2 separate regions of the Homo sapiens genome follow, and region 2 is linked to region 1. Evidence: read pairs that join two places in POLR2A ChIA-PET (ENCODE). Cell type or tissue: MCF 10A. All regions are shown on one strand. Links, peaks and the distances in the headings refer to the core of each region. The heading gives the core; the rest is flanking DNA.

Region 1 (4,393 bases), core at 248-4,247:
AAGTCTTATCTAATTTGGAAACAGGGGACTCCTTCAATGGGAGGTCCAGAAATAAGACTGCATCTGGATGCACATTGAGGTTTGTGACATAAAATCTCACCACCCTCGTGAAACCTGCCTAGTGCATCCTGGCCTACTCTATTGACTTTGGCATCCTTGCCAGCCTTGTCATGCCAATAAGGTTATTGCGACTAAATTGAATGAGCATGTGGCTATGTCCTCCAAATGTTTTATGATACAGTTAAATGGAAAACTGTAGATTACATTTATTTATTTAGTGATAAACCCTTTGTTTATGTTGCTGGTGATCCAGAAAAAGTGGTCTCCTACAACACGCCATGACCTAAACAACGACAAGTTGAATTACTCTTTCATTTACCATAGGAGACTTTCTACCATGTGTTTTGCAGCAATGATTTCTGACACAGCTTAAGAAATGATAAATTACACCCAACGAAAACAAAGAGAAACTCAGAATTTCATAGCATAATTGTAAAGAAAACAGTTATTTGCATCTCTGTCTCCCACATTTTCAAAAAACAATGTACTTGAAACGAAAAAGACCCAAGAATAGTAAAAACAATTTCATTTTCCTCTTATAATTGGAAACATTTGGAGAAAGCACTTTGTCTACTCGGCCTGCATATTTATGGCTTAATTTTAAATAGGGAATGTTACTGTACCTTTGCCTCTCATTTCATTGTTATTGTAATTTTTACAAATGACCAATATCATGTTATTAAAACAAATGTCACAAGTACAACAGCATTCCTGTATACACACACACTAATATAGCTGTCCTTTGTGTTGAAAGACATTCTATGGCGTGCTAACCTTGTCTGCAAGGTCATATAAAAGTGGGAGGCAAAGATAGCAATGCTTTCCACACCCCTTTCAGCAATAATAACAATTGTGTGGCCAAGTTACACGAGGAAAACATGAACTTCTGGTCATTGGTGCTCACACAAAATCATCATAAAAATCCAGATTGGTGGCCGGGCGCAGTGGCTCATGCCTGTAATCCCAGCAATTTGGGAGGCTAAGGCGGGCAAATCACGAGGTCAGGAGATGGAGACCATCCTGGCTAACACGGTGAAACTCCGTCTCTACTAAAAATACAAAAAATTAGCCAGGCGTGGTGGCGGGCACCTGTAGTCCTAGCTACTCGGGAGGCTGAGGCAGGAGAATGGTGTGAACCCGGGAGGTGGAGCTTGCTGTAAGCCGAGATCGTGCCACTGCACTCCAGCCTGGCGACAGAGCCAGACTCCGTCTCAAAAAAATAAAACATAAAAATAAATAAGTTAATTAAAAAAGATTGTTATGAAAACACTCACAGGGTCTTCGTACATCAAAGGACTTTTTTTCTTTCTTTTTTTTTTTTACAGGTTCACAGTGTTCTGCATTCTCCTTTTCCTTTGAATTATCTCTTATTTGAAACTGCATTGAAATAAATCAAATGTATGTTACTTCATCAATGAGACAAATGCTTTTATTGTTAAGAACCAGTAACAATTTCTACTTTCAGAAACAGTGACTTTAGAATTGTATTAACATTTTGAAAGCTAACATCATTATTTTTAACAGTTCCCAGAATTTATTCTACTAATATCGACTAACCTCAAGCTGCAGATGCATTAATTTAATAACCCAGGAACACATTCTCCTGCTCAATTACCCCAGGAGGTTCGCTATGTTTTTCTTCAAATCAGTTGATCCAAGATAGAGATACTGAAGCTCTATGGGTAATTAATTATTTCTGCTTAAAAAGTTTTAGTGATCAAAATCACCTTAGCCAGGGTTTATGGCATTCTCCACTGAGGACTCAGTTAAGCAGTTACTCCCATGTGGTAGTTTCCTGAAAATTCTGACTCCACTTGGACTCTGCGCCTGCTCACGTCGGAGCTCGTATTCTTGACTGGACTCCTCGTTTTCACCAGAGTGTTAATCTCACCCACCACTTCTCCACTTGTTTAAAGTTCACAAATTCTCTCCTTACACTGGTAAAAGGTAAACTGTTTTCAACAGCAAGGAGTACAAAGTCTCAGCTCCAGGAGCGTAGACCATACGGTTATTTTATTGCTTACTTGATAAGAATCTGCAGGAGAGCTCTCTCCAGAGTGCACTCCCAGCTCCATGTCAGCAAGGACCCACGCTCACTGTTTTTTCTCTTGACCCACCTCAGCTAGTTGGCTTTTCTGTTGCATTTCTATTACCTACTGCAAGGCTCTTGTATTGGTTCGAACCCCAAGAACGCGCCAACAAACAACACAAGGTGGAGTGGAGCAACACGCTGTTTTAATGAGCGCCTGGGTGCAGACGGGCTGAGGCCCAAAATGCCATCAGCCTCAAGTGAGGATGGGGCTAGGGTTTTGTAGTCTCCTGTAAACAGTAAGTGTCCCAGTCTGACGTAACTGCTACGTGGTACACCGAAGGACTCTCTCCATTTCCAGGGGGTATGTGTCTTCTGGCCAGCTCTCTTCCTGCTTCTACCATCTTGCTGAAGCATGCTGCTGGCACAAGTGGTCTTGTGCCTTGGGACTGGGCCCGAGGAGGAAGGAGTTATTCATCTCCCCAAGCTTTCAGGCCCCCAGGCTTTCACCTACCTCATGATAGCCACCATTGCACCAGACATCACATTCATGTTCAAGACAGGAAGAAAGAAGAAGAGGCCATGCCAACATCTTTCTTCTCACATCATTCACTTTGTCAGTAGAGCAAGAGCTTTCCTAGGAGCTCCCAAACCTATTTCCCCTTAGTCTTTCTGACTACATCTGTGTCATCTGGCCACTCCGTGTTGCAAGGAAACCTAGGACATGGACCATCAGGCTTCTATTTTTAAAAGATAGACAAGGGAAATGGGGTTGGGAGTAGCTGTTGAGATAGCTAAGTAATGAGTGGCTGTCTCAACAGGCAAACAGATTGTTGGAACTCCTAGGCTTAATCAGAGCACCACCCTGGGCTGAATTTTACTCATCTTGAGAGGTGAAGCCAGCTAGACTTCCTGGGTCAACTGGGGACTTAGAGAACTTTTCTGTCTTACAAGAGAATTGTAAAATGCACCAATCAGTGATCTATAAAAATGCACCAATCAGCATTCTGTAGCTAGCAAGAGGATTGTAAAATGCACCAATCAGCAAGATCCTAAAAGTAGCCAATCACAGGGAAGGTTGAAAAAAGGGCATTCTGATAGGACAGAAAAGGAACACAGAAGGGGACAAATAAGGGAATGAAAGCTGGCCACCCCATAAAGCAGTGGCAACCTGCTTGGGTCCACTTCCACACTGTGGAAGCTTTGTCCTTTCGCTCTTCACAATAAATCTTGCTACTGTTCACTCTTTGGGTCGATGCCATGCCATCTTTAAGAGCTATAACACTCACCGAGAAGGTCCGCAGCTTCATTCTTGAAGTCAGCGAGAACATGAACCCACTGGCAGGAACCAACTCCAGACGCCATCTCCCCTCCATCTTATGTGTGGTCAGGCATTCTCTTCACTCTTCCAGAAACTCTGAGATCTAGCCTTGAAACCTGCTGGATCAGTAGAGATCACACATTTTTGCCCTTTGCAGAATCACTGTAGCTTACTTCAATAGTAGTGCTAAACCATAAACTTCCATGGAAACTCTTATACTGCAGGGCCCAGGCCCATGAAATCCACTATTGAGCTTGGCTGTAAAGATGCTGTTGAGAACCCTTTCCCTGCATTGCTCCCTGCTCCCTGCTCTCACAGGTAAGCCCTAAGAGATTTCTTTCAGAATTTGGTGCTGGGGAAGGTTTGCTTGCTCTAGGGCAAATTTGTCCATTCCATGGCCTACCGGCCACATGTGGCCCAGGATATCTTTGAGTGCAGCCCAACACAAATTCATAAACTTTAAAATATTATGCTTTTTTTTTTTGCTCATCAGCTATCGTTAGTGTTGGTGTATTTTATGTGTAGCCCAAGACAATTTTTCTTCTTCCAGTGTGGCCCAGGGAAGCCACCCCTACTCTAGGGAAATTTGCACTCCATCTTCTTTCTGATAACACAAATAACATAAAGCATGGTCTCTTCTACCTGTCCTTGGGTACCAGGAAGCACAGATCCAAGTTTGAACCATGACTGTAACAAGTGTTCACCCCAACCCCGGGATCTGTTTGTCTTCTTGTTCTTCATGATATGGGGTTCATTTTGTTATTGTTTTGTTGACTGTATTTTGTTGTAACCCATCACACATTTTCTGTAGAGAAGGGGTAATCGGTAGACAGGGAAGAGAGAAACATTTACTTCAGCACGTTTTATCAAAGCAAACTTCAAAGGCTGAAATAATCACAGCGGTGAAGCAAAGGGGTCATTAGTGGAGAGTAGGTTGACAGGATATCATTATTTCTCAGTCTATAAAATACTTCCAGTTTAAA
Region 2 (4,393 bases), core at 173-4,172, 100 kb before region 1:
AAATGGTTATTTCTCTTAGACTGTGGAAATTGTACTACATTCCACGTCTGAGTGTGATAAACCTGGACGGTTATTCAGTCTTACCATCATACTTTTGCTTGAGGCCCATGTGTGATCCTTCCCCTGCCCCAACACCACCCAGGGGGCCGAGCCCACTCCTCCATGTGGGGTCCCTAGGGGACAGCTCTCTGCAAACACCCCGAGCACACTGATGTGCCTGTGCTTCCCCAGGGAAGCAGGAGTTCCAGCTCAAAGCCCGCGGGCCACGGGAGCACATCCTGAACTTGGGGTGGTGACGAAACATGGCTGTGCTGTGCCACCGGCTTGGAGATCTGGTGGATGTTAGTGTAAACCAGAAAATTTAAATCCATCAAAAAAAGGAACCGACATTACCTCAATCAGGCAATTTGAATCCTAGAGAGATAGGCAGGCTGAAAGAACCTACATTTCTACAATGCTGAACCCAAGTAGAGATTATGAACTGCGGCACCATTCTTAGTGTGTTTCTCTCTCCTTTTATTTTTAATTTAATTTAATTTATTTATTTATTTATTTTTGAGACAGAGTCTCACTCTGTCGCCAGGCTGGAGTCCAGTGGCTGATCTCGGCTCACTACAACCTCCACCTCCTGGGTTCAAGCGATTCTCCTGCCTCAGCCTCCGGAGTAGCTGGGACTACAGGCGTGCACTACCACGCCCAGCTAATTTTTGTATTTTTAGTAGAGATGGGGTTTTGCCATGATGGCCAGGATGGTCTCTATCTCTTGACCTCGTGATCCACCCACCTCGGCCTCCCAAAGTGCTGGGATTACAGGTGTGAGCCACTGCACCTGGCCTTCTCTCTCCTTTTAAGGATTGTACTCAGGATTACAAGATACTGCACATCAAAAAATGAATCCCAATATGTGGTCAATTGAGGAACTTGAAAATGTCATGCCAATAATAAAAGCTTGCGCACAATAACTGAAGTTAGAAGGAGGTAAATATTGCTAAAATATTGCGGATTTAAAAAGATAATCTAACCCTTTATTATTTTATGTGAGTCTCATGTTCCCAAAAGATAAAAGAATTTAGAAAAAGGCCAGGAAAAGTGGACAATACACCTAAAAGAACACAATCACCAAATTCTATGAAATGCATCCCCTTGAGGGGAGCTTGACCTGAAAATTGTGATTTGGAGTGGGAAAGGGTGTGTCTGAATATGTTTTCATCTTGTGGTCTTTGGTTCTCCTAGGATGCAGTGGAAGAAAATTAGGACACTGATAAAATTTTAAGAGGCATAGAGCCCCCGCGATATTTGAGCAGTGAAAACGCATGGTCATTAGCACAGGTTTCACCATGAGGCTCCCGGGAGGACTCCTGCTTACGCCTCCAGGCTCACACCTCCCTCCATCCCTCCCAGCCTTTGTTTCAAGAACGTCCACTCATTTGTAAACTGTATATTTTGTTGCTCTGTGTCTCCAAAACCCGAGCATATTGCCTGGAGCACAGAAGGCATACAGTAGATATTTGTGGCATAGGTAACTGAATTAATAAAAACTTAGCCATTCAATATAGATTGGATCCAATTTATTTTTTTTTTTCTGATTTCTTTGTATCATAGAGGCTAGGACTGCTGTGGTGGAAAGTAATCATAATAGCTAAATATGTAAGGAGCATGGTTTTCTTGGATAGTTAGAACATGCCCCGCTTTGTCGGACTAGTCTAATGGAGAACTCCAGGGCCATGAGGCTCACTCCCTGAAGAGCAGCAATGTGGGAGGAACTCAGCACTCGGAACCCCGTTGATTATTACCAGGAGTGGAGAAGCTCACTCACATTCTGCCATGTTTGAACACCTGTGTAGCAGGTGGCAAAACAATCAGCTCATACATCATTTTCCAAATCTTGAGCCCTACCCAAATTATATTCCCACAGGATAAAATATTGGTCGTATTTCCTAGGGGCTTCACGCCTGGAGAATAGGAAAGCCCAGGTCCTTTGCTGCCAGCTGGGACAAGCTCTGACGGGTGCCTTATCCTCTTGAGGTCCCTGCAAGATCAGGCTGGCGCCACCCCACGGGTCGCAGCCTGAGATAACCCCTGGTGTGGCTCTTCTCCTCCTCATCATCCTGCTTCCCTCACTCCTGCCCAGCCTTCCCTGGCGCACTTCCTTAGTAAACACCTCCTACCTCCTCTGTCCTCACCTTACAGATTTGTTTCTGGGGAACCTGACCTTACCCACATGCTTACTCTGAGGGACACAAAGCTGTGTGAGGCGCAGTAACAACCCCCAAGGAGCTTTCAATCCAGTTGAACTTGGCTTGAATTGCATCTGTGCTTCTTACAGGAGGGTGGGCCTTCAATAGAGCTAGACAGAGCCTGATGACACAGGCGTTTGGGAATCTTGAGGACAAACCTGTTTTTATAAAAATCTGCCTGCCTCGTGCATGGCAGCAGGTTTGACTCTGGCCTTGCTTCACTAAATTAAGCAAAAACAAGCATTATCAAATGTTTAGATTTCCTGGAGTCTCTGGCTTCAAGTAGCTTGATGATTCATTTCTGACAACCTCATAAAACCAACCTCTAGCCACGTCCAGGCTTAAGCTTTGTGGTGGTGGAGTGGGTTTTCCCTGTTGTATTTTTAACCTAAGAACAGAAGCAATGCTAGCCACACTGATAAAAACAAGTGAAGAGTTAACTTTCAAGATGACCACAGTCAGATGGTAGCGTGGAAGCCACCAGAGCCACTTAATCTTCCCAGATGATGGATCACTGCAGTACCTAAGTCTCTCATGTGGATTTCTGCCACAGTCCTCTGCACACACTCACTAAAGGGATTTGCAGTTCATGGGTCCAACACAGCAGCATGACCATTGGTTGGGCAGGGCCAAAGGCCCTCGAGGCAGAAGGGTTACCAGGAGAGTCACGCAGCCTTTACCGTCGGGATTTGTGAAGACAGTCACAGTTGGCGACAAGGGTTTTCAGAGTTCTTGGTGTTACTTCACCACCCTCCCCTGCTCTGAGCCCACTCTTTCCTCCCCTGTCCTCGTTCTTAGCTCCTGCTGTTGCCTCCTTTTAGCTCTCACACATTCTCCCTTCTTCCGGTTCTGCCCCAGATATTCTCCCAAGCTCTGTCCAAAAAATCACCAGTTTACCCCTTGAAATTATTTCTCAAGAACTATTTTCCCCCAAGAAGTTGCAAGCTGCTGCATCCCACCTTGGTGAGCTGAGAGCCTGGAGATCAAGACCTGGGCGAGCGGCCAGACCCCTCCTGGCTTCATGCTCAAGTCTTTTTTCAGACGCCCTGAGATCAAGAACAAGGGCACATTCTTAGTTCATGGCCTTTTACAAAATGCTACAGATAATGGAATTTAGATGATGCAACCATTTTACTTGGAGTAGAATGTGTTTTTAGCTGAGGGGGTTTTCAGGGGAAACACATTATTTAGGTTTAGAGGGTATCATGCTTGTCAAAAGCAATTAAATGGGACATAGAGCCCTCAAAGAAATGTTCAAATATAATCTGGACATGGTTTGGGTATCTGAATAAATGTAAACTTGACCAAGCCTTCTTGTTTAAGAAATATAGCCTAAAACATACTACTCTTGATAAAAATTGAAGTTACTAAAATGTTCTGATTTAACGTTGCTTCCACCGGCTAGTTGTTGCTTTATAAATGTCATTTGCCATGTAATTCCAAATGACTTTACAGACTACAGAGCATGGGATTATTGTGTCAAAAGGAGGCTTTCATGATCTCACATAAGCCAGAAAGACTTTATTTAAACTTACGTAGGAAGATGTATTGGTTGTTTGGCCCAAGAAGGTCTTATTTGAATGACAGCATTTAGGGGACCACATGACATTTCTATAAAACTAGACTAGAGTTGATAACAGATGAAGGATTAATTTGTTGTTTTTGTAGTCAATATAGTCCCAAACCATGGATATATTGCTTAGATCCACTTATACCATCAAGCCAGCCCAAGACAAAATTACTACTCTAGTTGTCTAGCATAACCAACTACTCCAAATTTAGTGACATAAAATAGCCTTTATAGTAGGCTTACAGATTCTGTGGATTGAGAATTTGGAAAAGACAGAGTAGAGATGGCTTGTCTCTGTTCTGTGGTGTCTGGGGCCTCAGCTGGGAAGACTGGAACAACTGAGGCTGGAGGATTTACTTTGAAGATGGTGTCTTCTCTCGCATGCCTAGCTGGGCTGCTCCAAGCCGGACTTACTGGGACTGTTGACCAAACCACTTACAAGTATGGGGCCTCTCCACGTGGCTTGGGCTTCTCATAGCACGGCTGATAGGTTCCAAGAGGAAACATTCTAAGAGCAAGTATTTCAAGCACAAGAGTCCAAGAGACTAGAAGAGATAGAAGCGGTGTCACTTTCTCTGACCTAGCA

The links. ChIA-PET counts read pairs that join two places held together with the same protein. Peaks named below come from ENCODE experiments on the same cell type or tissue, not always from the same donor. Only the 100,000 strongest peaks of a DNase experiment are listed, where the experiment ranks them.
Region 2: POLR2A ChIA-PET joins it to region 1 with 6 read pairs; 2 of 35 experiments call an interaction of 5 or more read pairs at or near these places.

Annotation. Positions count from the first base shown.
Region 1 is chr9:95,717,166-95,721,558 of GRCh38, reverse strand. No RefSeq gene overlaps it. Among named protein-coding and RNA genes, the nearest start is that of ERCC6L2, 160 kb to the left of the region's middle. In MCF 10A, for the core only: no CTCF peak of the experiment used is centred there; no DNase peak of the experiment used is centred there.
Region 2 is chr9:95,821,168-95,825,560 of GRCh38, reverse strand. The region is part of intron 2 of ERCC6L2-AS1 (ERCC6L2 antisense RNA 1); the gene reads left to right. Among named protein-coding and RNA genes, the nearest start is that of ERCC6L2, 52 kb to the left of the region's middle. RefSeq lists an enhancer at 2,268-2,477. In MCF 10A, for the core only: no CTCF peak of the experiment used is centred there; a DNase peak (open chromatin) is centred at 2,520.